Linked DNA regions of Homo sapiens: region 2 is linked to region 1. The links are chromatin loops, found by intact Hi-C in ENCODE. Cell type or tissue: Caco-2. All regions are shown on one strand. Each heading gives the region's core, and the rest is flanking DNA. Links, peaks and the distances in the headings are about the cores only.

Region 1 (15,494 bases), core at 4,895-12,894:
CCATATGTCACTCATTTTATATTATTGTTTCATTTTGTATTATTTCCTATTATTTTACAATTGCTAGCCTTTTCTCCCTGCGGGGGCTTTGTATTATCTCAACTTAGTTAAGCCAGAACTATGTTTCCCAGAGTCTCTTTCCCTGTATGGCTCTGGATTAAGGTTGGCCAAAGGAGAAATTTGCTCAAGAATTGGAAGGCAGAAGGAAAGCAGCAACTGTGATGTTCCAAAGGTCAATGTCGAGCACCTGGCACAGGTCGCTGCAGAGCTACGTCCCATCTTGCAGATGTGGGTCCACAGCCAGAACCCTTGCTCCTAGAGCTCTACCTGATCCCATCTCTCGGCTCCCAGAGTACCAGGCAGGCACGTGTGCAGCTCTGTGGCAGAGGGTGCCATCTTCTTATTCTGATCGTTACCACCAAAGAAATTGGAGGTGGTGACAGACAGGCGTGGGTTTTAGTTTGTCTTTGTGGGTTCTAGTTGATTCTCATGGGTTCTGGTTTGTCCTTGCTTTCTCCCACATTATGTGCAGCTTTTCTTCCCGACTGATGGCCTTGTTGACCTGCAGTGACTTCTGGCCACCACCAGACACAAAGGCAGCCTTCCATAGACTTCTTCATCAGCTCCCACAATTGCATAAAGTCTAATTTGTATAATAAATTCCTTATTGCATATCATGCAAGTAGTTCTGCTTCTGTGATTTAATTCTAACAGATACATTCCCCCTTAGGTTATAGACACCTTGAAGAAAAGGGCCAGTGGTTCATGCTTGTAAAATCCCAGCACCTCGGAAGGCCAAGGCTTGAGGATTGCCTGAGCCCAGGAGTTTGAGATCAGCCTGGGCAGATAGAGCAAAAAAGTTAACTGGGCATGGTGGCATGTACCTGCAGTCCTAGCTACTTGGAAGGCTGAGGCAGGAGGATCACTTGAGCCCAAGTTAGAGGCTTCAGTAAAGTATCATCACACCACTGCATTCAAGCCTGGGCAACAGAGTGAGACCCTCTCTCTCTCTCTCTCAAAAAAAAAAAAAAAAAAAAAAAGAATGATATCCCTTTTCCCCCTGGAATCTATGCCTGTGATCAGCAAAATCTTATTTTAGACTTTATGGACCACATAAAGTCTCTGTTGCTTCTCTCCACCTCTGCTGCCCTTCCCTTCCCCACTTCCTTCTTCTAGTACTACTATTTCTTCTACTTCTTCTCTACTTCCACTTTTCCTCCTCCTCTTCCTGCTTTATTTTCTTCTCCTCCGTTTCTTCTTCCCCTTCTTCCTACTCCTTTACAACTTTTAAAAAATGTAAAACTATTTTTAGCTTACAGACCATACAGAAGCAGGCCACAGTTTTTGGATCCTTGGTGTATTCTAGACCAATCATTCTCAAAGAAGTGGCACTGCACTCTAGAGAGTATTTTTTTTTGGTGGGGGGCAGGCACAGTGATTGGTGGTATTACTACATTTATTAGGCAAGGTCTAGGGATGATGAACATCCTGGAATATACCAGGCAGTCCCACCCAAGAAGGAAAAGCACATATAGTATTCAAACTCAAGTCACCCAAATAACACCTCTGGCAGTGGTCTGCATCTGTAGCTGTCAATTCCATAGTGATTTATGTGTTTAAATGTAAACATCTGACTACTTCTTCATCTTGCAGGTTAGTTTTGCCTGAGCATTTGAACAATTTTCAAACTTTATTTCTTTAAGTATTTTTTTCTGTTCCTCCTCCTCCCAGGAATTCCAAATACACTTATATTAGGTGGCTTAAAGGTGTCCCACAGCTTCATGATGATCTACTTTTTTTTTTTTTTTTTTTTTTTTTTTTTTTTTTTTTTAGTATTTTTTCTCCTTGTGTTTTATTTTGGATAATTTCTATCGCTATGTTTTAAAATTCACTTGTATTTTATTCCGCAATTTCTTTATTTTATATTTTTTTTATTTTTTATTTTTTTTGAGATGGAGTCTCACTTTGTTGCCCAGGCTGGAGTGCAGTGGTGCTTCTTGACTCACTGCAAGCTCTGCCTCCCAGGTTCATGCCATTCTCCTGCCTCGGCCTCCCCAGCAGCTGGGACTACAGGTGCCTGCCACCACGCCTGGCTAATTTTTTGTATTTTCAGTAGAGACAGGGTTTCACCGTGTTAGTCAGGATGGTCTCGATCTTCTGAACTCATGATCCTCCCACCTCGGCCTCCAAAGTGCTGGGATTACAGGTGTGAGCCACCGCGCCCAGCCATTATTCTGCAATTTCTAATCTACTGTTAGTTCCATCCAGTGTATTTTTCATCTCACACACTGTAATGTTCATTTCTAGAAATTCAATTTGGGTTTTTTCCTATATCTTCCATAGTTTAAAAGCCCAATCTTTACTCTAGCTTATGGAACATATGAAATACAGTTACATCAATGCTTCAAGCATACTTATCTGCTAATTTTATTATCTTATCTACTAATTCTATCATTGATTTTTATCCTCATTATGTGTCATATTTTTTGCCTCTTCACATCAATGATGATTTTTGATTAGATGACAGAGATCACCAATTTTACCTTATTGGCTTCTTGCATGTTTTTATATTTCCATAAATATTCCTGAGCTTTGTTCTGTTATACAATTAGGCTACCTGGAAAATTTTGAGCCTTCCAGACCTTGCCTGTAAGTTTTGATAGGTGATAAGAATAGTATTTGGTCTAGGGTTGTTTTGCTCACTACTGGGCAGAACCCTTCTAAGTACTCTCTCTTCATGAATTATGAGATTTTCTATTCTGACTGATGTTAACAGGGACTGTTCCCTGTGAGCACTGGGAATCCTCTAACCCCTTTAATCTTTGCAGATGATTCTTTTTCTATTCTCAGGCAGTTTTCTTTCCTTTTTTCTTTTCTTTTCCTTTCTTTACTTTTTTTTGAGATGGAGTCTTGCTTTGCTGCCCAGGCTGGAGTGCATGATCTCGGCTCACTGCAATCTTGGCCTCCCAGGTTCAAGCGATTCTCCTGCCTCAGTTTCCTGAGTAACTGGGACTACAGGCGCCTGTCACCACGCCCAGCTAATTTTTGTATTTTTAGTAGAAATGGGGTTTCACCATGTTGGCCAGGATGCTCTCGATCTCCTAACATTGTGATCCACCTGCCTCAGCCCCCAAAGTGCTGGGATTACAGGTGTGAGCTACTGCGCCCGGCCTCTCAGGCAGGTTTCTTACCTGCATACTCTGATCACTATTCCGTTAAATAGTCAAGGAGGATATGTATTCTCTTCAGATTTCCAGAGCTCTGTCTCTGTACAGCCCTCTCCTCCTCAATATTCTGCCCTGTGAATTCTAGCCACATTGGCCTTCCCAGACTTACAGTTCTGTCTTCTCAACTCAGGAAGATCTCTGAGCTCCATCTGCATTCTTCCTTCCCGTGCTGTGGCCTGGAAACTTTTGGGACTAGCCTCCTTTGTTTCTCATCTCTTGAGGATCACTGCCCTTTGTTGCTTGATTCCAGTGATTGATTCCCTTTGTTGCTTGAGGGCCATAGTTTCATATATTTTGTCCAGTATTTTTGTTGTTTTAGGTCAGAAGGTAATTTTGGTCTCTGTTACTCCATCTTGGCCAGAAGCGTAAGTCACTTACCTATGCATTTATATGTCAAAATACTGCATATATAATTTTAGTTTAAGCTACTTTTTAAAAATCTCCTTCATTTTCCATTTAGCATTCTTTTTAGGTTATTACATTGATTTTTTGGAAATTCTGTTACTGGCAGTTTCTATTGCCTATCAATTTCATTTAAAGATAGTGCATAGGATATTCTAAAATAGCTGTTAAACAAAGAGAAAATCGGGCCTGATAGGGTGAGAATCACAGCTCTAATACCTAGAGTGACTTTATAATGTATTGTCCAAAGGAGATACTTTTGACAGTGAAAGATGGTGTTGTTAGTAATTATATCAGGACCATGGCCTAAACCAGGACTATCCCAGGCAGCCTGGGAAATATTTGTATCCCATCTCTATTTTATGCCTTTATACAATTCTTTACTGAACTCTAAAGCCTTTATTGAGCCTGCTTTCTTTGTCCAGCTGAGTGTCACGTGCTGACATCACTAAGATCAATAAGGCAAACTCTGAAAGATGGACAGAGAGACAGGACATGGTCCTTTATAATGCAGTGTGATCTGTGCTCCAATAGAGGTGAGCACAAGGGCCTTATGAAGGCTCAATGAAGAGCATGTTTGATGGCAGGGGAGGGTACTTAGGGTAGAGAAGATGAGTCGAAGTATGTTCATAGGGACCGTGGGATAAGAGGTGGTGGGAAAGGTATTCCAGACAGTGTGTGTCAAGGCCAAGAGCCAGGGGAACACAGGTAGGACTTTTTTTTTCTTTCTCTCTCTCTTTTTTTTTTTTTTTTAAATTCTGAGATGGAAGAGTGTGCTGCTTGGCCGGAAAACAACATACATGGGAAGCTGTATGGAAATGAGTGGAGAAAGGTAATACTTACGGCAACAGCAGTTAATATTTAGTGCCCACTTACTACATGCTGGACACAGTTCCAGGTACTCTCAACATATTCGCTCATTTGATCATTACAACAGCGCTATGAGGTAGGTACTGTTATTATCCCCATTTTCAGATGAGGAATCTGAGGCCCAGAGAGAGTAAGTACATTGCCCAGGGCCACACAGCAAGTATGTGGTAGGTTCTGGAGCTGAATGCAGAGTCCCTTCACTCTAAGCTCCTGAGAGCCAGATGCTATAAGGCCTTGTTATTCCAAGTGGAGGAATGCTAAGGACGTCATCCTGCAGGCGACCAGGAACCCCTGAAGCATTTGAAGCAGGGGAGTGACTTAAAACTAGGTGGTGGATATACCTAATGCTAAATGACGAGTTAATGGGTGCAGCACACCAACGTGGCACATGTATACATATGTAACAAACCTGCACGTTGTGCATATGTACCCTAAAACTTAAAGTATAATAATAATAAAATTAAAACAAAAAAAACAAAAAAACAAGGTGGTATAAGAAAGTGCTCCCAGAGCAGCATCAAAGTTGGGTGTAGTGGATGTCTCCACTAGTCACAAGAGGTAGTAAGAAGTTGAGCTAAAGCAGCTGCAGCAGGGATGCAGAGGATGCATTCCCTGAACCCTTATAGGCAGAGTCCTTTGGCCTCAGTGACTATGGCGAAGGGTGCAGGGGAGAAGCCCAAGAAGATGCCAGGTGTCTGGCTTATGCCCCTGTGTGAATGTGAAGCCTCTCATAGACATTCCGGTTACAGGAGGAAAAGCAAGTTTATTTGGGAAGGAGGCTTCTAGACCATGACTTCCATTTTAGCCATGTAGTTTTTGAGGTGCTTGTAGAAGTTCTAAGTGGAAATGTTCAGGAAGCAGTGGGGAACTCAAAAGTAGATCTCAGGAGAGATGCTTGGGCTAGAGGGCTTGGGGAATCATCAGCATGGGGGGTAGGAGGAGAGCTGGTATTTGGATGAGATTGCAGTGGAGCATGAATAGAGTGGGAGGATGTGGTGATGAACCCAGGGACTCCACTGTGCGGTAGATGGCTGTGAGATTAGGAAGCAATGAAGGAGGCCAAGAAGGATGTTGGGGAGGAGCAACAACAAGGAATAAATGAGTCGCATGTGCTCCAGAGAGGCCAAATAAAGACTGGATTTGGCTCTCACAGGTCATACATGAAAGAATCTTGGAACAAAAAGGAAAACCGCAGTGGTTTAAGGGGTATATTCAGTTTCTAGGTCTGCTGTCACAAAATAACAGAAACTAGGTGTCTTGATAAAACAACAGAAATTTATTCTCTCACAGTTTTGGAGGCTAGAAGTTCAAAACAAGGTGTAGGCAGCATCACGCTCTCTCTGAAGATGCTAGGAAGAATCTGTTACATGCCTTTCCATTTGCTTCTGGGGTTTCTGCAAGTCCTGACATTCCTTGGCTTGTAGACGCATCATCCAGTTCCCGCCTCTGTCATCACATGGCTTCCTCTCTGTGTGTATGTCTGTGTTCCCTCTCCTCTCCTTCTAAGGACACCAGTCATAGTAGATTAAGGGTCCACTCCTAACCAATTACATCTGCAACAACCCTATTTCCAAATAAATTCGTATTCTAAGATTCCTAGGAAGAACATGAATTTTTGGGAGTGTGTGAATACAGTTCAACCTGGGACATGGAGTAAATAAATGGCCAGGAAGGTTACAGATTACTTTAAGCTAGAGAGGGAGATAGGGTTAAATGAATGTATGACTTTTTTTTTGTTTTTTCCAGGATGGGAGAGGTTTAAACATGTTACTACATTGAGTAAATGAAAGAGCCATGGATGTGGAGAGGCTAAAGATTCTGAACTAAGCGCAAGTAATTGACAGCATAAGCTCCCAAGGTGCTGGGGCCTGGAGCGCAGATGGATGGATCAACAGTGGGCAGAACTGGAGCATGGGAGGGTTGTGCAGATGCAGATGTGTTTGAGGGTGGGGGGCCAGAAGCTGAGTGGGGTGAAGTGTGACAGGGCAGCTCTGAGCACCCTGGAGGTGTTCACCAAGCAAATCAAGAGCAGATGGCAGAGCAAGCAGCTGAAGTAACAGCTTGTGAAATCAGCCCTACTTTGTGGGGAGAGGATTAGTTAAGGATTCCAGCCATTGGAACAAAGAAGGGGAGGATAATCTGTTCATGCCTATTATGGGGCTTTGGGGGAGCAGTTTTAGCCTCAACCCGGAGAATGTTTTAGAAGGCCAGAGAGAGGAGGCCTGCGATCATGTGAGCCGACCCCTCACTTTGAGATGAAGTGTCCACACAGCAGTAGCGCCGCCTTCTATGTAGTGGTTCTAGAGTGTGGCAATCTGGAGGGGTCATTATGGAAAAGGGCTGAAGTATAAGAATGTAGGCCCAATACTGAGATAGAAAGAGGATTCTCCGAGATGACTTAGGCAGGGTGGTGGTGGTGGAGGTAGATGTAAAAAGCCCTCTGCTGCCTCAGTCCCAGCATGGAATTCAATTTGTCAAGAGCTGAGCCAACCGTATTAGCCTTAATTTATTCCTCAGGTGTGGAGAATACTCCTCAAGATGCATTCAAAGTATAAGCTACCCCTTCCTCAGGGGAGGACTGCCCAGAAGATTTGCAATTCTGTCATTTGGAAAGTCTCTGATGTCTCCCTCAGCTCTTCTCACTCTTTTGCTTCAACACATGTTAAGACCAGGCCCCTTAACTGTAGAATCAGCATGAAAAACAAGTAGGTTTCAGGAAAAATTATCCCAAATGGAATCTCTACTGTACTGTTTATCAGATGGAAAGCTTAAAACAGTGTAAGAGTTTTTACAGTTTTATATCACACCAGTTTTGTGTCCATAGACGGGCTTTTTCTAGATCAAACAGGTCAATTGTCCTTTTGATCCTGGCCTAAAATCTGAGTAGATAAAAAATATTTTAGGAGAGATGAGATTCTAACCCTTAATGGCAAAAAGCAGGGCTGAGCCCTAGGCCCATGTTTTTACACATATTATACAATTGAATGTGTTGTGCTACAGCTGGAACACTAGTTCTCAACCAGGGGCGATTTTGCTTTCCCGAGTATGTTGGCAATGTCTGGAGACACTTTTTTTTCCATTTTCAAAAATTGTGACAAAGCACCTAACATAAAATTAGCCATTTGAACCATATCATGTGTATAGTTCAGTGGCATTAAGCACATTCACACTGGTGTGCAACCATCACCACCATCCATCCATATAACTCTTCTCATTCTGCAAAACTGAGACTCTGTACCCATTAAACACTAACTCCCCATTTCCCTCTTCTCCTAGCCCCTGACAACCATCATTTCACTTTCTGTCTCCATGATTTTGACTACTCTAGGTACCTCACATAAGTGGAATCATACTGGTGGAGGCATTTTTCATGGTCACAACTTGGGGTGGGGTGCTGCTGGTGTCTAGTGGGTAGAGGCTAGGGAGGCCACTCAACATCCTGCAATACACAGGACAATCCCCACAAGAAAGCATGTTCTCACTCATAGGTGGGAATTGAACAATGAGAACACATGGACACAGGAAGGGGAACATCACACACTGGGGCCTGTTGTGGGGTGGGGGGAGGGGGGAGGGATGGCATTAGTCGATATACCTAATGTTAAGTGATGAGTTAATGGGTGCAGCACACCAACATGGCACATGTATATATATGTAACAAACCTGCACGTTGTGCACATGTACCCTAAAACTTAAAGTATAATTAAAAAAAAAAGAAAGCATTAACTCCAAACATCAATCCTACCAAAATTGAGAAACTCTACGCTAGAAAAATCCCATTAATAATCTCAAGCCATGGAGACTAGTTATGTTGCAATAAGAAACCACCTCCAAATTTCTGTGGCTTAACACAACAACTCATTTTTTTGTGCTAACATGGAGCATCCTTAATCAGCAATCCAGGCTGGTGGGAGTTCCATCCTGACCTGGGCTTCCATGATGACTGAAGCAGGAAAAGGATCAGTGATAAATTGTGCACTGGCTTTTAAAGCTCCCATCGGAAGTGTCCAGGTCATTTTTGGTCACATTTTCTTGGCCAGATCAATGCACAGGTCCACATCTCACTTCAAAGGGAGTAAGAAAGTGCATTTTTACTCTGAAGAAGGACAACCACCACACCTAGCAATTAAAAATAAACTTCATAGTGTTATCACCTGCTTGAAGTGCTGATACCAGAGCAAGCCTACCAGTAGGAGTGGTGCAGGCTGCAGGGTTTTTTTTTTTTTTTTTTTTTTTTTTGAGACTGCACTCCAACCTTACTCTGTCACCCAGGCTGGAGTACAGTGGCATGATCACAGCCCATTGCAGCCTTGACCTCCCCAGCACAAGCAATCCTCTCACTTCAGCCTCCTGAGTAGTTGAGACTACAGGTCCGTGCCACCATGCCTGGCTAATTTTTTGTATTTTTTTGTAGATATGGGGTTCTACCATGTTGCCTAGGCTGGTCTCAAAATCCTGGGTGCAAGTGATCCACTTGCCTCGGCCTCCCAAAGGGCTGGGATTCCAGGTATGAGTCACCGCACCCGGCCCAGGCTATATTTAATGTGGCGTGTGTGTGCTGCCCACAAGAGTCATTCTGTGGCTACCTTGTTCTGCATCTTCATGTCTTGTGATCAAACTGGCCTCTGCCCTACTTCCAAAGTTTCTCTCTGCTTCTGCCTTATCTCCTTTTTGAAACTTTAGATTACCTGCTTCTTCAACTGCAGACCTGCCTCTTCTTTTGGGCCTGATGTTATCTCCTTTTGGCCTCAACACACTCAGATAACCTGAGGCACCTCTGCTTAAGCAGATGACTTTGTGTCAGAACTTTCTGACAAGTGATTTAGCAGCAACTATGCTGAGACTTAGGTGATTGTGTTTGGAAGGTATTTCAAATATTTAAATGAGTAAAATCCTTTTTCTCCATCCAATAGGTCATTTTTTAAAAAGAGGGTGGCTTTTCATCCTGGCTGTACACTAGGGTCACTGGAGAGCTTTTAAAAATATTCTCCATTTCAAGCCATTCTGAATTAATTGTTTGGGTTTTTTATAAGAAGACTGAGAATTACAGGTTGATCCCTTCAGTTGGAGCACATTTTGCATGCAATTCATCCTGGTTGGTCCCATGAAGAACTCATCTCTTTAGGAATTGGAGACTCTTTTTTGAGAAGGCGGTTGATTGGTAACTCCTGCTCTTAAATCCGTTATTTTTTTTCCTTTTCTCCATTGTAGAGCCCAGAACTGTGGGGCCTTAATCAAATAAGAAACTTATTCAAACATGTCAGATGATTTTAAGGTATTTTTAAAGGAAAATTTTTACCCTACCTTGAGTATTCTTGTGGAATACTCACTTCCATGTGGCAGTGAAATGGGCCTTTGCCTAAGTGAGAAGAAAAAGAATATCCATCACTTCCTCAGGGGCTCCTGTGTAATTAGCATTGCACTGAAAAATTTTTACGTATATTATTTAAAATCCTAGACACAACCATGCAAGGTTGGTATTATTATTGCCTCTGTTTTGCAGCTGAGGAAATCAAGGTCCAGAATGATCAAGCAATATCGCACAGGTAAATTGGTAGATTTGGGCTTGAAACCCATATCCATAAATTGAAAGCTCTGGGTCTTTTTATTACATCATGCAACATAAACTGAGGACAATTCAGGACAAGTTGGAGTCAAGACTTTACCCCCTATAATTATAAGTTCTGACTTCTAGATATCTGGAGCAAAATGTGCATGGTTTCCTATACACTCAGCAGTGCCCTCAATGGCCATTTCAGACTCTCTAGCATCCAAGCACCCAGTAGAAAGACTGTCTAATGGATGTATTAACTTTCTGGGCCTCTAGCTTTCCTAAACTCTGTCTCTACTAAAGCAAATCCTCACAGGCATGTCTCTGACCACACTATCTTAGATATAACTCCAGAAAAGCCTCCATAAAAATAAATATTACTGGTATACCCTCCACTTCTATTGAGATCCAGACCCCTGACCCAGATGAAATGATTGCTCAGAGTAGGCATGGGGATGACTTTTAAAGGGGACCATGATGCTAACTTGAGGAGGAATATTAAGAAGAACCGGTGGCTGAGATCCCAGTGGTCACTCCAGAGTTTGTATGGGAGAGTGAGGGGCTTAGGATGGTGATTGGAGTAGAGGGTTGGAGGGCTGGAGAGTTATCTTGTTCAGTGCTTGCATACCCAGCACAGCATTTTCACCTCCATCGTGTATTTATTTGGGTGACTTCGGTAGAGGGCCACTGGAGTTTAAAGGGGTTTAAAGCACTCCAGTTACCCCAGGGCACCACCATTGTGAGATATGGAGTCAGAAGGAAATTGTAGTCAGTGATGGTGACATTAAGATGTTTGGGTTGAAAGGGAAGTTATTTCGATGACAAGTACCTGAACAAGCAACTTTCAAGAACACACATTTGGAGACATTTTCCATGGTGTTTTTAAGTCTCCTGTTACAGGGCCCATGTAATAAAGTTCTCTTTTAGCTCATATTCTCTGGCTAACTAAGACAGTCACTGCTCAACTTTCAGCTTCTAAAATGTTGTTGGCTTTTCTCCTCTGCTCATACTTCTCCAATTTCCTTTGTCCTTATGGGATCATGTCATTTAAAACACTCCTCTTCGTGGTTTTGGGAGGAAGTTGAGACAATGCCACATTTCTCCATAGGGGTTTGGGCATCTTTCATGGTCCTCTTCTATATCTGGATATTTGTGTATTTTTCTTCCTCAGCAGAAATGCCCATCTCATGGGCCTGCCAATGGGGAGTGTTCCTGACTTCAGGGTGGATTTTATTGGATTTGTACCTGGAGTGGCTGGAGGAGAACATGTTCTGAGGGGTGAGTGCACATTGTAGGAAAAGGTGCATTCAACTCCCATCAGGCATGGGGAGCAAGAACGCTTAGACAGGAGACACAGAAAGGCATGAGGGACAGGTCAGGAATGAATGCCTGAGGAGGAATGAGGCTGAAGGGCTCGAGAGCCAGAAGACCATAACCATATCAGAGACCTCAGAAACTCACTCTTTTTTTTTTTTTGAAACGGAGTCTCACTCTGTCGCCCAGGCTGGAGTGCAGTGGTGCGATCCCAGCTCACTGCGACCTCTGCCTCCTGGGTTCAAGCGATTCCTGTGCCTCAGCCTCCCTCAGTAGCTGGGATTACAGGTGTGTGCTACCATGCCTGGCTAATTTTTGTATTTTTTGTAGATATGGGCTTGGCCCAGCTGGTCCTGACCTCAACTCCTGACCTTAATTGATCCGCCACCCTCAGTCCCCCAAAGTGCTGGGATTACAGGCGTGAGCCGCCATGCCTGGCCTAGAAATTCATTCTTATTGGCCAGAAGATAGAGAGTGATCTAAAGGCTCCAAGCCAGGCCAGACTGGTTTTAAGCCTTAGGGCTAGTGGATTAATGAATGAGGTTCAAGCTTCTATGGCATAGGAACTGAAGGGCACCACAATACTCAGCTTACTCAAGGGACCAACTCTAGCAGCCTTCTAAAGAGCCTGAAAAAGATAGCCTTGAATTAGGTTCTGGGGGAAAACTATTTGTCCCAATTGAAGCAAGTGTTATTAGTGACTGTCTGTGCTATGGAAGCAGGGGTTACCTGCTTGCCTGTGAGCAGTAGGATTTCTTGGGATTGATTTTGCAGAAAAATGTACCTCCATATGGCCAAACAAGCTTGCTTAGATTTGAATTATAGGATATTAAAGTGGAAAGGAATCTTAAACATCTAATTGATGGATGGCAAATTGGGTTCATTGTAAGAGTCACCTCTGACCCTTTGGTTGTGGCTGCTAAGAGCATTGGGTGGGAAGAATTCCGAAGTTTTTTCTAGAGAGAGACAGCTACGGTTCATTAGAGGGTCTAGTGGGCATGGAAGGGGGTAGTGGTTGTGCCTGTAGCAGGATTTTGCCATCCCTAGTTCTAATCCAACACTTTGAGAGCTGAGGCTCAGAGACATGAGTGATTTATAGAGGTCCTTCCTTTATTGCTTTTGTGTCACCAAATCTAGAATTAAGTCTTCTGCTTCCAAGAAAGTCAGCTGCCTCATTACCATGTAACATAGCTAGTTTCCCCATTTCATCTAGAAAATAAATATTTATTGAGGGTTGGCCAGGGGCGGTAACTCATGCTTGTAATCCCAGCACTTTGGGAGGCTGAGGCAGAGGGATCATTTGGGGTCAGGAGCTTGAGATCAGCCTGGCCAACATGGTGAAACCCTGTCTCTACTAAAAATACAAAAATTAGCCAGAAATTGCTTAAACCTGGGAGGTGGAGGTTGCAGTGAGCCGAGATTGTGCCACTGCACTCAGCTTGGGCAGCAGAGAGAGATTCCATCTCAAAAATATAAAATAATAATAATAATAAAATAAATAAATTAATTAATTAAAAAATACTTATTGAGGGCCTACTTGGTTTTCAGTACTGAAATAGGAGCTGAACATAGAGCAGTGAATGAATAGACCAAGTCCCTGTTCTCCTTGGTCTTACATTTTAGGGGAGGAGACAGGTTAGCAATTATTAGGAGAAAGCAGGAAATTTCTGCTTTCATGGGTGGGATACCAGAAGGTAAATCATGATGAAAGGAAATTTTGGGACAAATTTCCTTAGCATAGATATATTTTAGGATGATTGGGGCTTTGTGTTGTGAGCACAGGATCTCTGGAGCAGTCAAAGGGCACCGGGAACCTCATCTCTTAAGACTTGCATGCACTGTAGGCCACCCTTGGTGTCCCTCACTCTGGCCAAGCTCACTTCTTCATCATGGCCTTTGCACTTGCTCTTCTCTGCGTGGAGAAGAATGCTCTTTCCCTAGAGATCCAAATGGCTCACTCCTTCAGTGTCTTCAAATCTCTGTCAAATATCACCTTAACAGAGAGGCTTTCCCTGGCCTCTAGAGGACAAAGTAGCACATTTTCCCACGCACTTACCCTGCTTATCCTTCTTTGTAGCACCCCTCACTGCCTGCTGTGTTATTTATCTTTCAGCTTTCTCTCTAGAATGGAAGATCTATAAGAATAAGAACCTGTCTGTTCACTGAGGTGTTCCCAGACTCTAGAAAAATGTCTGTCCCATAGGAGGTGCTTAATCAACAATTTTTGAATGAAAAGTGGAGGAAAAAAAGACAGGAGAAAGCAAACTCATGAAGAAGAGTGCTGGGTAGAGTGGGAGAAGAAGAGGGTAATGGATCCAGGCCCTACAGGGATTCACTGTCCAAGCAGGAAGTCCAGGGAAAGTCACATGGCCTCCTTCAATCAGGTGAGCTGGAGCTGCTGACATCCTCTGCAACCTGGGAGCCAGTGCATGCAATGTTCCAGCTGGGTCTAAGGATAGGAGGAGGCTAATGAACAGCCACCTTTGGAGCCACAGGGTCACTTCAGTCCTCCCTGTTTATTACCAAGCTGCTGAGAGTCTTATGCACATTTCCTCTGCTCACTTGCCTCTTCACATCTCTAGCTGCTGCAGGTATTTATGTCTTAATTAAAGTGGAAAGCAGGGTTTATATATGTTTATATAAAGTTACATTTTCCTCTATGTGGGCATCACCTCTTTGTTGGAAGAAAGAGCAAATGTTAAAATTCTTAGAAGCCCAGGAGTTAAAGACTAACCTGGGAAACATTGCAACCCCATCTTTGCAAAGAGTAAAAAAATTAGCCCAGAGTGGTGGTGCATGCCTGTGGTCCCAGTTACTTGGGAGGCTGAGGCAGGAGGATCACTTGAGCGCAGGAGGTTGAGGCTGCTGTGAGCCATGATCGTTCCATTGCATTCCAGCCTGGGTGACAGAGTGAGACCTTGTTTAAAAAGAAAGAAAGAAACACCTAGAAAGGACACTAGAGATAAATCTAGTTCATACTCCTTGTTTTCTACGGGAGGACACTGAAGTCCAGGGTCACACAACCCATAAATGGCCAGCCTATGGAAACTCTGTAAGAGGTGGAGTTTGAGGAAAAGTTCCTCTTCTAAGCAGTGCCTTGGGGCTGCCTGGAAGCTTTGCTGAGCTGTGCTGGCTTCCTGGAGCTTAATTTATAGCCAGCCAGTGAGTGGAGCTAAAGCTTCACGAGACAGTGGCTTGTCTAACAGACTTGCTGGGGAATTTCTTCCTGAACATTTCCCTTTGCTGAGTGTCCAGCTCCGTCCTCACCTTTCCTTAACAGTCCTGCTGAGGAGCTTATCTCAGCCTGGCAGAACAGAGGGTCACACTTCCAGACAGCCTCTTTGTGCTACACCTAGCCTCCTCTTCCCCCCACTTTGTTCTCCTTTCCCAGTCATGGCCCCTGGCATTCTCAGCCCTAAAGCCAGGCAGCATCAGCTGGGTTTTATTAAACTTTCTAGCCTGGAGAGAAATGGAGCTGCAGAGATCCTTTCTGTTAATCTTTGGTGCAAAGAATGAGCACACCCCCAGGCATTTTAACTCCTTAAGCCAAGAAATCTGTTTAAACCCAGGGTTGCAAACTCAAATGCCTACAGTGGCCAGACAGCAAACATACTGGGAGAGATGAGCTAAGGGAAGACAACAGAGACTGTTGGGGACTGTGGCGCATTGGAGAACACAGGTGCTTTCTCAAAATGGGGGAGCAGCTACCCCACTGCTGTCATTGAAGCCTGGTGGGAATGCAGGTTGCGGGTTGCCTGAGCCTCCGACACATCAAGTGAAAGTGTAGAACCAGAATTTTAAAGCACTTTCTGGGCCAAAGGAAACCTCTCTGTGCTTGCTTGGTGTGTAAGCTGCTGGCTTAAGTCTGGTTTAAACTGCGAGAAGAGGTCCTGGTTCTGTCTACTTTTCTGCCACTTCTCCCTGCCACTCTGCCCTATTTGAGTTCCATGGTAGTGCCTGTTAATCAGGAGACATTGTTGGTCTAAGGAAGAAGCAGTTTGAAAATTATTCGAACCTTTCTCAGTGACCCATGAGCATGGCATTTGCTTGTTATTATGTCTGTTCATTCATTCAGTTATTTGACACATATTGAAGGGTATTTTATACACATATTGCTCTCTCAGGGTGCT
Region 2 (15,494 bases), core at 4,407-12,406, 65 kb after region 1:
TGGAAGTCCTAGACACTTTTGGTTGATCCAGGAATTTAATGCTGTCTTTAGGACCACTTTCTTTCTTTCTCTTTTTTCATTCTGCCCTATATTATATCAGCTTTATCCCAAACTGAGCCTCCCACTTGATAGCAAAAAGGCTGCAGCAATTCTAGGCTTTGCATTTATCAGCACACAAGGCCTCCATTCCAGCATTCCAAGCAAGCATCCTGAAATTTCACCTTAATAGACTCATTTAGGTCACATGCCCTCCCTAATCCAATATTCTGGCTAAGATAATAGGATGTGCTGATTGGCATGAGTAAATTGGGGTTTAGTCTTGGAGCTGGAGTGAGGTCAGCCTTCCCAAGGTACGTGGGCTGTAAGGAGATTTAATCTGGAAAAAGGAAGAAAAAGAATAGATGTTGGGTAGAGAACTAGCAAGTTTGCAGTCCACAATAGAAGCCTTGATGTGCATAGCAATCAAACCCAATGTAAAACTTGAGAGGGGATTATACTAAAGAACTTTTAATTTGCAGCTATTTGGTCCAAAGAGAGGAGTTTGGGAGCCAATGTGGTGGGAAAATGTAAAGAGCTTTTATTCTGTTCATAAAGCCAAACCAATCTGAGTCTTGAACCAGGTGATGAACCTCTTAATTGGATTTGAACCTTTGCCAAGATAATTACTCTTTGACTGCTATTTTTCCTTATCTGAAGCTTGGGATAATTTCCCTATCTTATACAGTTTTGTGAGAAATATGTGATTACACACACAGAGTGCCCAGCATAGTCCCTGGCACAGAGTAGAGAATAAATCTAAATTCTGTTTTAGTTTCTCATCACTAAATTGACTCTGAAATCATCAGCATGAAGACTTTTCCTTTAGTGGTCATTTAGTCCACTTGTCAAGCTATGGCAGCTCCTTTGAGCCTCCTTATAGAATGGGGGAGCTGCACTGCGAAGTAACTTGGTATCTTACTCTCAGCCTCCCCTCTTTGAATAGTGGGAAAAAATCTGATTCATTTAAATTTCCAACAAGTGTAGAATTATTTTTACAGCAATAATAAACAAACACTGAGTTGCCCCCCAAATCCTGCTGACCTAGATTCATTTTCCTCTCACCCCAGGAAGCTTCAACCACTGAATTTGGCCCAAGTGTTGATCCTTTCCTGATGCCTCAGGACACTACAGCTATTTATTCATTTCTCACCAAGACCAGAAGCTATTTTGCTCCAGGGGAGACCATTAGCTCATTTGCATTAAGGATCCAGACTTTAAGCCAAGAATTACAAGGTCATAAGGCCGGGGAGCACCAGCAAGATATTTGATTTATTTTTGATTCTTGCTTTCAACACCTGGGCTTGACAACGTTTACATTCCTTGCTACCCTTTATCCCCAGCCTAACATCATCTGATTAGTCAGCCTAGATATGCAGGAAATAGCAGCATAAACAATGCTTCAGTGAACCCCTCCAAGCAGATAAGACTATGAACAATTCATCAGCTTGCAGTGGCTCTCTTTTCCCTGGTGGTCCCACCAAGGGTTTTAAGTGACTAAGCTCAGGGGAAGCCCTTTCCCCGGGATAATTTGTCTTCCTTCAGCTCCACCGAATTAGCACTTTTATTTCATTGTACCCTTGGGTTACAGTGGTTATTAAGTTATAAACTAAGCAAATTATTACTGAAGGTCAGCAGCAGATTATTCTGAAACCCCCAACACTATAGAAATGGGGCTCAAATCATTAGGGAAGTTTAGTCTTTGGCTTCATGATTGGGGAGATATTCATTATTTTTTTAATTTTCAAAAAAAATTATATTTCTGATCATAAGGATTATTAAAATGGATGTTCACATATCAAACAATACAGAGAATTATAATGAAGAAAAGCAACAATAATTTTAAACCCCAACATCTAGAGACAATCCGTGATAACATTTTGCTGTCTATGCTACAGCCCTCTTTCTCCCTCTCTCTTTTATTTTGCATAAATGGAATTATATTAGAAATGTAAGCTAACAATCACAGGGTATATCTTCTCTGCCCATATAATCCATATCATCATTTTCATGACTATGCAGCATTGTGTTGCATTTGTATGCCAGATTTATTTATCCAATCTTCTGCTGATGATCACTCAGTTATTTCCAAATTGTCCCTATTAGCAGTACCACTGCAGTGGATGACCTTAAACACTTTTGTGTACCTATCAGCTTATTTCTTTAGGATACATTTCTAAAAGTAGAATTGCTAGGCACATCACAAATCTTTGATACTCAAATGTATCACTGATTCTCAAACAATATCACAATTTACTTATTGGCTAATGATACCTGAAAGTAAGCCAGAAAGTCTTTTAAAAGAAATCCATTGGGCTGGGCACGGTGGGTGGCTCACGCCTATAATCCCAGCACTTTGGGAGGCCAAGGCTGGCAGATCACCTGAGGTCAGGAGCTCGAGACCAGCCTGATCAATATGGTGAAACCCTGTCTCTACTAAAAATACAGAAAGATTAGCTGGGTGTCATGGCGTGTGCCTGTAGTCCCAGCTACTCGGGAGGCTGAGACAGGAGAATTGTTTGAACCCGGGAGGCTGAGGTCGCACACCACTGCATTCCAGCCTGGACAACAAAGCAAGACTCAATCATAAAACGAAGAAACAAAAAAGAAATCCATTGAGGGGATGGGCTTAAAAACAAGGTCTTAAAAACAAGCAAACTAGTATGGGCTACTGGCACCCTATTCCAAAAATCAACCTTAAAGAAGCTATAGAATTGAGAATCCAGGGTGCTAGGAATGAACACAAGAAGCCCTTGAAGGCTATTTTGGATGGTGAATGTTGAAGGTGAGTGGCTGTGGCTAGAGGAAATCTTTAGGGACATTTAGCTCTTGCCTCTTTCTCCCGCTGCCTTAGGACAATCAGTGCCTAATTGTTCTAGTGCTAGGCTACTGGTGTTAGTGACCACCTTGCTGAGGTTGATGGCAAGAGGTATGGACTGACTATTCCTAGGCATTCACTCCTGCACTTCTCCTAGATCCACGGACTAGTATATTGCAAACTAGGGATATGCCTCCTCCCCACACTGCTTCTTCCTAAAGAAGGGTTTAAAAGTGAAAGCCTGGCAAGAGGAGTTGCCTGGGTAGGTGTTGCCAAAAAGGAGTGATGGCTCTGTGGATGTCAAGATTCTCTGTCCTGGGACTCACTCTTGTCTCTCCTTATTCTTTATGCTATGGACAAAGATAGGGCCTGATCTTTGAACCTTTTTCAGTACAATGGCAAGACAAGCGGGTTGAACTCCTAGGGGAAGCTGAGCTGATAAGCTGAAAATAACCAGACACTAGAGAAGTACAATTTCCTCAAAAGAGAGATGATACAAAACTGGTTAACATTTCCCATCTGGAGCAAAAGGGTTAGAACAGATGAAAAGATAATTTAACATAAACATGATAGATATACTTAAGAAAATAAGGGAAGATATTAGCAATCAGAAAACAGAACAAAGTAAAAATATTAGATTTAAAAAGTAGTTAAAAAAGGGAAAATGCCACTTCCTTTTATAGCAGAACATGGATATAAATCTATTCTGAAGATTTTAAGGAGTAGGAAGGGGATGAACCCCAGGGAAGAAAATCCAAGGACCACAGAACCACTTCCTTTTACTGGCTCCTTGCCAGACAATTTATACACCATTCCCCATTAGAAGTATTTTTAAGTGAGTCAAATTTTCACTAACTCTTAAATATATCTTTGACTAAATTTGGAGACAAGTTGGTTTGTCTTATTCTCTCCCCTCTGCTGAATTTATTATTAATACTGTATAATTTCACCTTGATTAGTGAAATGGTTTGGCTGTGTCCCCACCCAAATCTCATCTTGAATTCCCACCTGTTGTGGGAGGGAGCCAGTGGGAGGTAATTAAATCATAGGGGCAGGTCTTTCCCATGCTGTTCTTGTGATAATGAATACGTCTCATGAGATCTGATAGTTTTATAAAGGGGAGTTTCCTTGCAGAAGTTCTCTTCTCTTGTCTGCTGCCACATGAGACATGCCTTTCACCTTCTGCCATGACTGTGAGGCCTCCCTAGCTACATGCAACTGTAAGTCCACTAAACCTCTTTCTTTTGTAAATTGCCCAGTCTCAGGTATATCTTTATCAGCCATGTGAAAACAGACTATTCAGATATACTTTACACCTTGTAATTGTTTTATATATGTTTTATCTTAGTTAACTTATTGCATTGGTAAACAAGATAATGTCTATCTTATCTATTACAGGTGCTGTTATTTATTCCATCCAGCCACACAACATCTATTTGGTGAGTGCCTGTTACAGAAGGAACTGGTAAAGATGAAAAAGAAATAAAACATGTCTTCTGCCCTTAGGGAATTATAATCTAGTGAAGGAGTTAGACACACAGTGAATATGTCATGGTGATGTGGCAGTCAAGGTCACACTGTTGGCTATTGGCAAAGTTGACTTGTAAAAAAAAAGTAATTCAAAAGCTGTTGGAACTTTAAGTTACTTTGAGCCTTAAAGGAATGTGATTATGGGACCTGAGTCACATGACAGGCACCTGTAACCTAGGCAGCTGTTATCTTTGTTCTCTGATTACAGATTAGGCTTTTTTTTTTTTAACCTACATTGTTTTGTAAAATGTAAAAGACTAAAGGGCACAAGGGAAGACCTAGACCCATTCTCTTTTCACTGTTGATATTCATTATAGATTAACTTTCCTCTTAATTCTCCTACACAAAGACCTCATGACTATCACATTGTCTGGGATAAACGTTGAATATAGTTTCTTTAATTGGAAAATGAAAAGGAAACAAGCTGTACCTAATCTAATTGCTGTAACTCATAAACCAGCCTTCTATGGAAAATGTTGTAATCCTGTTACATTTGTTTTTTGCCTGTATAAGCAAGACCTTAACTTTTCAGCATTGGAGCACTGATCCAATTCCTTTGGAATCTGTATTACCTGGATGGCTATTCTCAGCTTTGCAGTTGAACGAACTCTTTTAAGCTGGATTCTGATGTTTTTGATTTCAGGTTGACAGACTCAAATATGGGATATTTTGACCATTAAATTTTGTTTTTTTCCCGGGTGTACAGTGCGTCATATGTGTGTTTCATGAAAGATATATATATTTATGTATTTTCCATAATGTGTAACTCAAGAGCAAAAGCTTAAATATGTTTATTGCTTATCTAACCAACTGTAGCCTCCATAAAAGCTCTTCAAGTCTTATGTTAGCAGTCTTTCAAAGTTCTGTGCACATGCAGAGGGTTATTCTGCTGCAGGAGTTTCAAAACCAATGGAGTGATCTTCAAATTCCTTGAACAGATTCAGTGCTCTAAAATGTCCATGTATAGTAACAATATATTGAGTTCAAGATCATATGCAATTTAGCTGCAAAATCATAATAAAGTCTTAATATATTCATAGGGTATGTGTGGTAGCTGAATTTCTGCAGATTGACAGTTGCTACTCTTTGAAACCTGGGAGTTGGAGGGGGATTACCTCCGGTTGAGAAAGATACTTTCCTACTTTGAGATTTGGGGAAAATTAGGGATTATTCGTCTCTGCTGTTTTCTTGTTGGTTCATCTTTATTTGAATTCCCCAAAGTAATTAGCTTTATAGGATATTGCTAGGCCCTTCTTCCACATTTTCCCAGCATATCCATGAATATCTGAAACAAAAGACAGTCTTATCTTGTTGCCATATTAAGTTCAATTATTATATGGCACTATGTAATACATATATTTTGTAACATGTCAGATTATATCTTTTTGCAAACCTTTCACACATACTGTGGTTGGAGTTGTCTTTTTCCCATTTATTTCATGTCCAGCTCATCATCCCATCCTTCAGATATCAGTTTAGATGCTACCTCACACCTCAACATTGTTCTCAATCTTGATGCTTATTCATTCATCCTTTTAAAAAATACATGTGTGGATACCTCAACTGCTACATATCAGGTACAGTTAACTGCTAAGTGGTAGGATACAGTGAAAGGAAAAAGCAGAAGAGATTCTTGCCCTCTTGGAGCTTGCAGTGAGGAGAGGGAGGAAGACCTTAAGCAAGTGATCACACAAAGTAATGTAAATTGCCATTGTGACAATTGCAACTGTGCAAAAGGAGGAGGTGTCCCGTATTATGATAACTTATTAGTCTAACTTCATCAGATTGAATAGGTACGACTTCCCTGAAAAGATGGGGCCAGCATCCTGTTTTTTAACTTCATGGCTGTTAGAGGTTGAATTGTTCCCTCCCACCTCGAATTCATATGCTGAAGTTCTAACGTGCAGTACCTTAGTTGTATTTGGAGATAGGGCCTTTAAAGAGGTAATTACGGTAAAATAAGGTCATATGGGTGGACCCTAATCCAGTGTGACTGCTGCCCTTATCAGAAGAGAAGATCAGGAAACAGAAAACACATAGATAAAGGGAGAGCCATGTGAGGACGCAGTGAGAAGGTGGCATCTGCAAACCAAGGAGAGAGGTCTCAGGAAATACCAAATCTGCTGACACTTTGATCTTGGACTTCTGGTCTGCAGAATTGTGAGAAAATAAATTGTTGTTTAAGCCACCCAGTCTGTGACATTTTATTATGGCAGCCCTGGAAAACCAATACAGTGGCACTCAGACCTTTTAAATTATTTTATTTTTTTTGTTGTTTGACTTGTTTGTCTGTTTCCTCTATAGCTTAGAGAACTGAATCTGTTTTCTTTGTTGTATTTCATCATGTAGCACAGTGCCAAACATAATATTTGCTCAATAAATATTCGTTGGATGTTGACAAAAAGCACTCAGTATGTCCATCTCATATATCATTGGGAATTCCTGGTTGAATTCAAAATCGGGTTTTGAATGCCCACTTCCTTCCACAAGCCACATGGAAACTGTGTTCTGCTTGTGAAATCTTGGGGTATGTGCTTCTCTTGGTTATGTTGCCTGAATTTCCTCAAACTCAAATGAAAATACTCACCTCACACTTTTTCTTGGAGAGGAAACATCTGAATGAATCTCCCTCAGGGTGGGTTATTTATTCCTTCTCCGGTTTTTGCACACAGCACATTCTGCATTTTTTGATTCAACATATTTTTGGATCCATCTACCTTTCTGATAGATCCCAGTAGAGCTGCTGTTTCTTCACTTCTGCCAGCTCCATTCCCCTATCAGTGCTGTGGTCTGCTCTACTTGCTTCCCTCCCCAGGAGTCCACAGGCCACACGCAGTGCCTCCAGTTGTCACATCTGCTTTCCCCTTGGGGTTCTTTATCTGAGGGCTGCTAGCAGTTTTCACATAGAAAAAGGAAACATTTCCTTTCTCAGTAGGATGCCATTTCTCCCCCTTTCTCCTTCTGAGTATCTTGGACTGGTTAAAAATGAGAGTCTTGAAATCTGCTACTTATTAGGATCGTGAATTTGGGAAATTTCTGTAATCTCTTTAATCTTAAGTTTGCTTCTCTTCATAAGGAAGTGATAATTTTATGAATTAAAAGAGATGGAAAATGCCCAGTAAATTTAACAAATGATGATGGTAATTATATCTTGTTCTTTTAAAATATTTTTTATCATGGAAAATTTCCAACATCTCTAGTCTATATAAAGAAGTAATATAATGAAGCCCCATGTAACTCTCAGTCATATGGCTAGTCTTGCTTTGCATATACCCTCAGATGATGACATACTTAACTATCAATAGAAAATTGTTTTCAGCCTCCTTTGAAAGCCCTCTTTTCCTCCAATTAATCTGCCAAAGCCTTTTTCTATGGCTCTCTGAAACATTTGGATTTGAGATTTTTGACTTACTTACTTTAACCTTGCACTTGAAATGTAAACACAATAAAACTTGACTCATTGGGATTAATTGGAAGAAAGAGGTTGGAATGTAATTTAGTAAAATCATGTCAGTGTGAGTTCTCTGAGTCCAAGCCTGCAGGTATACATCTGGATGGCCTGAGGCAACTGAAGAACCACAAAAGAAGTGAAAATGGCCAGTTCCTGCCTTAACTGATGACATTACCTTGTGAAATTCCTTCTCCCAGTCAATGAGTCTCAGAAGCTCCCCCACCAAGCACCTTGTGACCCCTGCCCTTGTCCGCCAGAGAACAACCCCCTTTGACTGTAATTTTCCACTACCTATCCAAATACTATAAAACTGCCTCACCCATGTCTTCCTTTGCTGACTCCTTTTTTGGACTCAGTCTGCCTGCACTCAGGTGATTAAATAGCTTTATTGCTCACATAAAGCCTGTTTGGTGGTCTTTTCACACGGACTTGTGTGACAGTCAGCCATTTAAAGGAATTGTACTTTTATTATTTTTAAAGTCTTATAGTAATTCAAATTAAACCAACTATTGGGAAGCTGAGATCTTTTGGGATCCATTTTGATGACTATAAGGATATTTACATAAATACCTTAATTGTTTATAAACATATATGTGTGAAAAGCTTGTTTTTCTTAAATGAGGTGTTTAAATATTTTGCTTGAAATTTATGTTGTAAACAAATGTTCCCATCTTAAATTTTCAGAAATATAGAACCAATGGGGTGAATCAAGATAAAATTGCAATTCATTCACTTAACAGTTATAAAAAGTCATGATAATTTCTACCATTTAATTAGCATCAGCATGTTTTAGAACTTAACATAATCTTATTTCATTAAAATATTCACAATCATTGTTGCCATTATCTTGATTTTACAAATGAGGTAGAGGTTAAGTAATTTGCCCATGTTTATACAACTAATAAGAGGAAGAACTGAAATTTGAACTAGTTCTCCTTAACTTCAAAGTCCACATCCTTTCTCTGTGCTTTGCTTCAACCTTATAGTAAAGACAAACTCACAGGTGGCTATTATCAAACATAGTGAGAGCTCTGGGAGAGATAAGTACAAAGCTTTATGGTATCATATAGGAAGGCAGAGCAGGGTACCACTAACTGAGCACAAGGATGCGGGTGAAGGCTTCACAGAGAGAAGCAAATGGGCCTTGAAGGATGCTTAGAAAAAAATTAAAACAGTCTGTTCAGTGAAAAGTAAGCAAGTGTTTTTGTGGGGTCAGAGATGTTCTTCAAAAAAGTACGTAGGGTAGAGTCGATAGAAGCCTGGACCCTGGGTTAAAAACCCAGCTCTGTCACACACAAGCTTGTGAAGTCCTTTAACTTCTATCAACTTAAGTTTTTTCATGTGTAAGATGAAAATATCTCATAGGCATTACAAGGATTAAGTTAAGGGAGATGATGTATTTAAAGCATTTAGCACACTGCCTGGCACATTTTGCTTATTATTTCTCACTATGGAAAAAAAATTACAGCACTTTTTCATCAATGATCGGATAAAAGATTTTCTTAAGAATTGGTTGTGTTCCTTTGGGTATATATCCAGTAATGGGATTGCTGGGTCAAATGGTATTTCTGGTTCTAGGTTTTTGAGGAATCACCACACTCTCTTCCACAATGGTTGAACTAATTTACATTCCCATCAACAGTGTAAAAGCATTCCTATTTCCCTGTAGCCTCACCAGCATCTGTTGTTTCTTGACTTTGTAATAATTGCCATTCTGACTGGTGTAGGATGGTATCTCATTGTGGTTTTGATTTGCATTTCTCTAATGATCAGTGATGTTGAGCTTTTTTTCATATGTTTGTTGGCTGCATAAATGTCTTCTTTTGAGAAGTGTCTGTTCATGTCCTTTGCCCACTTTTTAATGGGCTTGTTTTTTTTTCTTGTAAAATTGTTTAAGTTCCTTGTAGACTCTGGATATTAAGATCTTAATGCCAGATCTTTTGCCAGTAAACAGGTTGCCTGTTTACTCTGAAGATAGTTTCTTTTGCTGTGCAGAAGCTCTTTAGTTTAATTAGATACGATTTGTCAATTTTGGTATTGCTTTTGATGTTTTTGTTTTGAAATCTTTGCCTGTGCTTGTATCCTGAATAGGCATGCCTATGGTATTGTGTAGATTTTCTTCTAGGGTTTTTGTAGTTTTGGGCTTTACATTTACGTCTTTAAATCCATCTTGAGTTAATACGTATATAAGGTATAAGGAAAGGGCCCAGTTTCAATTTTCTGCACATGGTTAGCCAGTTCTCCTAGCACCATTTATTAAATAGGAAGTAATTTCCCCATTGCTTGTTTTTGTCAGGTTTATTGAAGATCAGATGGCGGTAGATGTGCAGTTTTATTTCTGAGTTCTCTATTCTGTTCCATTGGTCTGTGTGTCTGTTTTTGTACTAGTATCATGCTGCTTTGGTTACTGTAGCCTTGTAGTATAGTTTGAAGTTGGGTAGCATGATGCCTCCAGCTTTGTTCTTTTTGCTTAGGATTGCCTTGGCTATTCAAGCTGCCTTTTGGTTCTATATGAATTTTAAAATAGTTTGTTTTCTAATTCTGTGAAGAATGTCAATGGTAGTTTAATAGGAATAGCACTGAATCTATAAATTACTTTGGGCAGTATGGCTATTTTCACGACATTGATTCTTCTTGTCCAAGAACATGGAATGCTTTTCCATTTGCCTATGTCTTGTCTGATTGATTTCCTTGAGCAGTGGTTTGTAGTTCTCCTTCAAGAGCCCTTCACTTCCCTTGTTAGCTCTATTCCTAGGTATTTTATTCTCTTTGTAGCTATTGTAAATTGGAGTTCACTCATGATTTGGTTCTCCACTTGTCTGTTGTTGATGTATAGAAATGCTTGTGATTTTTGTAATTGATTTTGTATCCTGAGACTCTGATGAAGTTGCTTGTCAGCTTAAGAAGCTTTTGGGCTGAGATGATAGGGTTTTCTAGAATAGGATCATGTCATCTGCAAATAGAGACAATTTGACAGCCTCTCTTCCTATTTGAATACCCTTTACTTCTTTCTCTTGCCTGATTGCCCTGGCCAGAACTTCCAATACTATGTTGAATAGAAGTGGTGAGATAGGGCATCCTTGTCTTGTGCTGGTTTTCAAGGGGAATGCTTCCAGGTTTTGCCCATTCAGTATGATATTGGCTGGGTTTGTCATAAATGACTCTTATTATAAAATACTCTACTCAACATGCATTATACAATATACCTTTGTAGCAAATCTGAACATGTACCCTCTGATTTTAAAATAAAAGTTTAAAAAGTAAAATGAAAGTTAAAAGTAAAATTAAAGTTAAAAACGATGTTAATATTTACCTATTGAATTTATTCTTTAGGTGTATCATACTCAAAACCCATTTTAAATGTAAGGTGGTAGTGGAGGTTCAAGGAACTTCCTTAAGTTCATGTGGAAGACTAAATTCTTCGGAATGGGCATGAAAATTTGAAAACGAAGATTGAGAGTACTCAAACCTCCTATAATTAATAAAGTACTGCAAAGTGACCAAAAAAAAAAAAAAGAAAAAGAATTGGTCATGATCTTAAAACACAACCTGTTTACTATACTTCTGTCTGTTTCATCCATCTTTAAAATGTTGTTGGTTTTCCCATCCAGACCTTTGTTGAGGGCAGAGTCCCAATGGACATGTGATATTTTCTTTTTTTTTTTTTTTCCTTTTAGAATTCCTCCAGACCACTGCCTTTTTGCTGTCTCAGAGAAGAAGCTTTTCATTCTTGACTTCCCTAGTCCCCTGGCCCTCCCACCCTAAGCTATTCTTGGTATGCTTCTGTGGTTCAAGCTTGGTCTCCCTCTGAGTTGATGTTTGGCATTTCCTCTCTGTGCCTGTGCACTAGACACCTGGCTGTGCATGCGTGCTTCCACCACAGCCACCCTATTAGGAGTAGGGATCAGACAACCTCAAAGCAATGCTGGGAGAGAATACTGGCCTTAGGTTTTCTCTGAGGACTTGTTCATTATATTCTCTTTTCTTGCCTATTTTTTTCAAACTTTCTCTCTACATCCTTCTCCACAGCCCAGAAACATAATCTAGTCAGGTTTTAAAAAATTGTCCATTGACCCTCCCTGCACACACGTCTAGGTACCTTTAATAAACTCTCTTTTCTTTCACATAAAACATCTACGAAGCCATGGTCTAGAATTGCTGGCCAACTTACCATTCACTTGTTAATCTTTGTAATGAATTTTATTCTTTACATCTGCTGGAATACTCCATCACCACCTCCTCCCTTCTTCACTCTCCTTGACACCTATGTATCATGTATTTAGCTTTCAAGATTCTATCAAGTACCATCCTCTTTATGAATTATTTCCTAAACTTACACAGATGGAATTGTGAAATATTCTTACCAGAACTTGGATCAACGATAGCACACAAATTTCAACTTGAATGCTACCTTTAATCAATTGTTTGTGGCTCAGTGTTTTAATGTGTTGAGAAGGATTCTGAGGTCACATCTGGGACCTCTTGGGAGGAATATTACGATTAATTAGTAAAATCTTTTCTGGAATAGGAGGTGGAAGGATAGTATGTGAGCCACATGCTAACCATTTCTGTTTTTCATAAAGAGGCCTCTGTCATAGCAACTATGTAACAGTTGTACTCATTTGTTATTTATTTATTTAACTGACAAATAATAATTATATGCATTTATTGTGTGCGATGTGGGGTTTTGATCATTGTAGAAAGATTACATGAAACTAGTTAACATATCCTTCACCTCACCAACCTATCATTTGCATGTTTATCTTATTATACAGATGTGAGTCCCAGAGTAGGCCTCTGGTTTTTCCACCTCAGCAACATGCATAACCTTTTAGCTTTTCATAACCCTTCAACTTTTGCTGAGTTAATGAATGTGTTCTTGCCTCTGATATTCTTGAGGTAAGTTACTCTTTCTCTGTCTTTAGTTTGCACAATCCCAAGTTTTGATGCCTCCTAGAGAAGTGGTTGTCAAACCATTTTTACTGCAGGAACCGTACCCAAATGAAATCTCATGCAGGTTTTTGTAAAACACAAAAAGAGTTCTTGTTTTGGCTGAAAGAGTTAAAAGATGGTCCTAAGTCTTGCTATCTTTGGGCTCCTCAAACCTGTGGCCCCCTGAACTGCCTGGCATCAGAGCAGTGGTTCTGAAAGAGTGGTCTGTGGACCCAGCAACATCAGCATCAGCATCACCTGATGCTGGTGAAACTTGCTGGAAATGCAGTCTCCTCTCTACCCTAGATGTACTAATTCAGAATTTCTGGGAGTTGGGACCAGGGACCTGTGTTTCAATAACCTTTCAGGTGATTCTCAGCCACTCTGAAGTTTGAGAACCACGGAAGGAAAGCTCCTGGGGGCTTCCTTCAGACATCAATGTGCAAAGGAAGGCCCTCTGGCTCCCTATGAAATGCTATTTTTCATTGGTCCATTGTGAAAATAGTCTCGAAACAGCAAGTGCCAACCAGTGCTATTAAACCATAGGTCTTGGATATGCCCAATGGCTATTCACCCCTGTTTAAGAATTGGCCAAGCAGAACTGCAAGGCGCAGACTCAGTGCTACAGTCAAGGTGAGTTGTGAGAGGAACCTCTGGAGCTGCAGCTGCGAAGCCGGAAGCGGAACTTCTGCCCCCCAGCGCCACTGCCATGGACCGTTGCCTGTCACCTCCTGATTTTCACTTCAGTGATTCTTACAGCAACAGAAGGTGGAGGCTGTGTTTATATTGGAGGGAGGAGGCTGTGTTTATATTGAAGGAAATGGAAGTTACCATCGCGGTTTCATTAAAACGGAATTGTTTTCCTTTTAGTCTTTCTGACTGGCTATGAACTCTTTTCCTACGTCCACTTAAAAGACCATGGGAGAGCTCTGACTGGCACATTATCAGAAGAGCAGAAAATGCAACAGATTGAAGCCCCCAAATCCTCCTGCTTCAAGGCTCCCCACAAAGCAGATGATTGCTTGAAAGATTTCCCTGAGATTTTAGCTTAGATACCTCGAGAGCATTTCTGCTTCCTGAAGTATGAGAGGTAGGATGTTAGCAAGAAGGAGGAGGAAAAATGGAGACAAAGTCACAAGGAAGATAATATTTTGAGAGAGGTCCTTAGCTGGTGGGAGCAGTAATTGAGGACTAGCAGAAGCCTCTCCAGAAAAGCAGAGGCCCCAGCAAGTTGGCATCAGTGGAAGCCAAAATGTAGAAAGAATAAGCTCCTCCAAATGAGTGCCAGAAACCTGTGATAAGTGCCTTCCATTGCGTGGAAAGTGTAGGATAATTGTCTGTGTGGCCTTGGATGGACCCAGTTCTCCTGCCTTTTTTTGCTTGTAGTGTTTGAAAGTAACTCTAGAAGCCTGAGATAGGGAGGAACTGCCCAAAAAACCCTAGGCCTTGTTCCTGTCCCTCCTAGGGAATGTATCATCTTGAGTTAGGGAGAAACTGCCCAGGTAAGCCCTAGCTTTGTTCTTCCTCCCCCTGGAAGCAGGATATCCTTTAGAGCTTTGCCCAGTGAGTCCTTTTGGCCGTGAGATATCTAACCAGGGTGGGCTGCTTTTCCAGGTGCCTTGGCTGTGTTGCAAGTGGGGCATGTGCAGTTGAGACTCCACCTGCCCTGAGCAGCTTTCTTGAGCCACAGGGACCTGCTTACATGGATTTTAAGTTTCTTTTGTTCCTTGCTGCTTATCTATAAGTAACAAATCTGCTTCATGTAACATGTTGCATGTAAGTATGTTCTGTCTCCCAGGACTCACACAAATTGGCAGCCAATGCATAGTGACAACTGCTCCAAAGAAATGATACAGGAAGCTTGCTTGAGGCCACAATAAGCTCAAGCCAGTAGGATATAGGAAGTTTACTTGGGGTTATCATGAGTCCAAACCAGTATCCAAATCATTCAATGAGGTGTATGGTCTTGGCCTAACTTGATTGATTCCCTGGACACCAGGTAGATTATGGGTCTACAAAAAAATATGAAGGAGCCAAGTAATGGGTGTCAATTTAAAGTTTCAAAAAAATGTGGAGATAAATCTCTTTGCGATCACTCTCCATATATTGGATAGACTTCTTTCTGAGATAGCTTCTTTTTGGTAAAAGCTAAAGATAATGGAATTTGGCTAATGCCTGCATTCAGAACTTCCTCCAAGATTCCCTACTTGTAAACTTTGTCACAGGTGAGGTCTAATCAGATGTTGGTGTGGTGTCAGAAGTGACAACAACTCCATTGGAGTTGAGTTCAGAGAACCTTCTTGTCTCACTGGAGATAAATTTCAAAAGGCAGTGATGGAAGTGATAATGCATGTACATTTGTACATTTTCTGCCTGGGAAGAATGATAGGCTAGTGCCCAATTCATTTGTACTACCAGTGGCTTCTTTACTCCTGTCAATGTCTTCATTCTTGGAGCCAGAACTGATAGTTACTATGAGTATCTGCGAAAGCAGTAGATCCAAGTAAGAAGAAAAAATTTCAGTTGTTAGAAGACTATGTTGAAATCACAGAAGGAATACAAAACCACTTGCTTCAGCAGTCTGAGCCCAACAAATTGACTTTCATGGGGGAAGCTGTCAATGGCAAATTTGGAACCAAGGTAGATTGCTTAGTGTGTTTTTTGCCTGAGACTCTGGCTTGGGTGTTCCCTATGGATGGCCCAATGACCATGTGGAATTAAAGCTTT

What was found. A loop is a pair of places that touch in the nucleus more often than their neighbours do. Peaks named below come from ENCODE experiments on the same cell type or tissue, not always from the same donor. Only the 100,000 strongest peaks of a DNase experiment are listed, where the experiment ranks them.
Region 2: a loop joins it to region 1, with 14 times the contacts of the local background. A loop is called at or near these places in 2 of 110 quality-filtered maps.

What each region holds. Positions count from the first base shown.
Region 1 is chr11:43,129,904-43,145,397 of GRCh38, reverse strand. No RefSeq gene overlaps it. Among named protein-coding and RNA genes, the nearest start is that of API5, 170 kb to the left of the region's middle. In Caco-2, for the core only: no CTCF peak of the experiment used is centred there; a DNase peak (open chromatin) is centred at 9,207.
Region 2 is chr11:43,064,023-43,079,516 of GRCh38, reverse strand. LOC124902662 (a long non-coding RNA gene) reads left to right here. Exons shown (of 2, transcript XR_007062656.1): 2 at 4,253-4,355. It also overlaps the pseudogene LOC100533710. Among named protein-coding and RNA genes, the nearest start is that of API5, 240 kb to the left of the region's middle. In Caco-2, for the core only: no CTCF peak of the experiment used is centred there; a DNase peak (open chromatin) is centred at 8,036.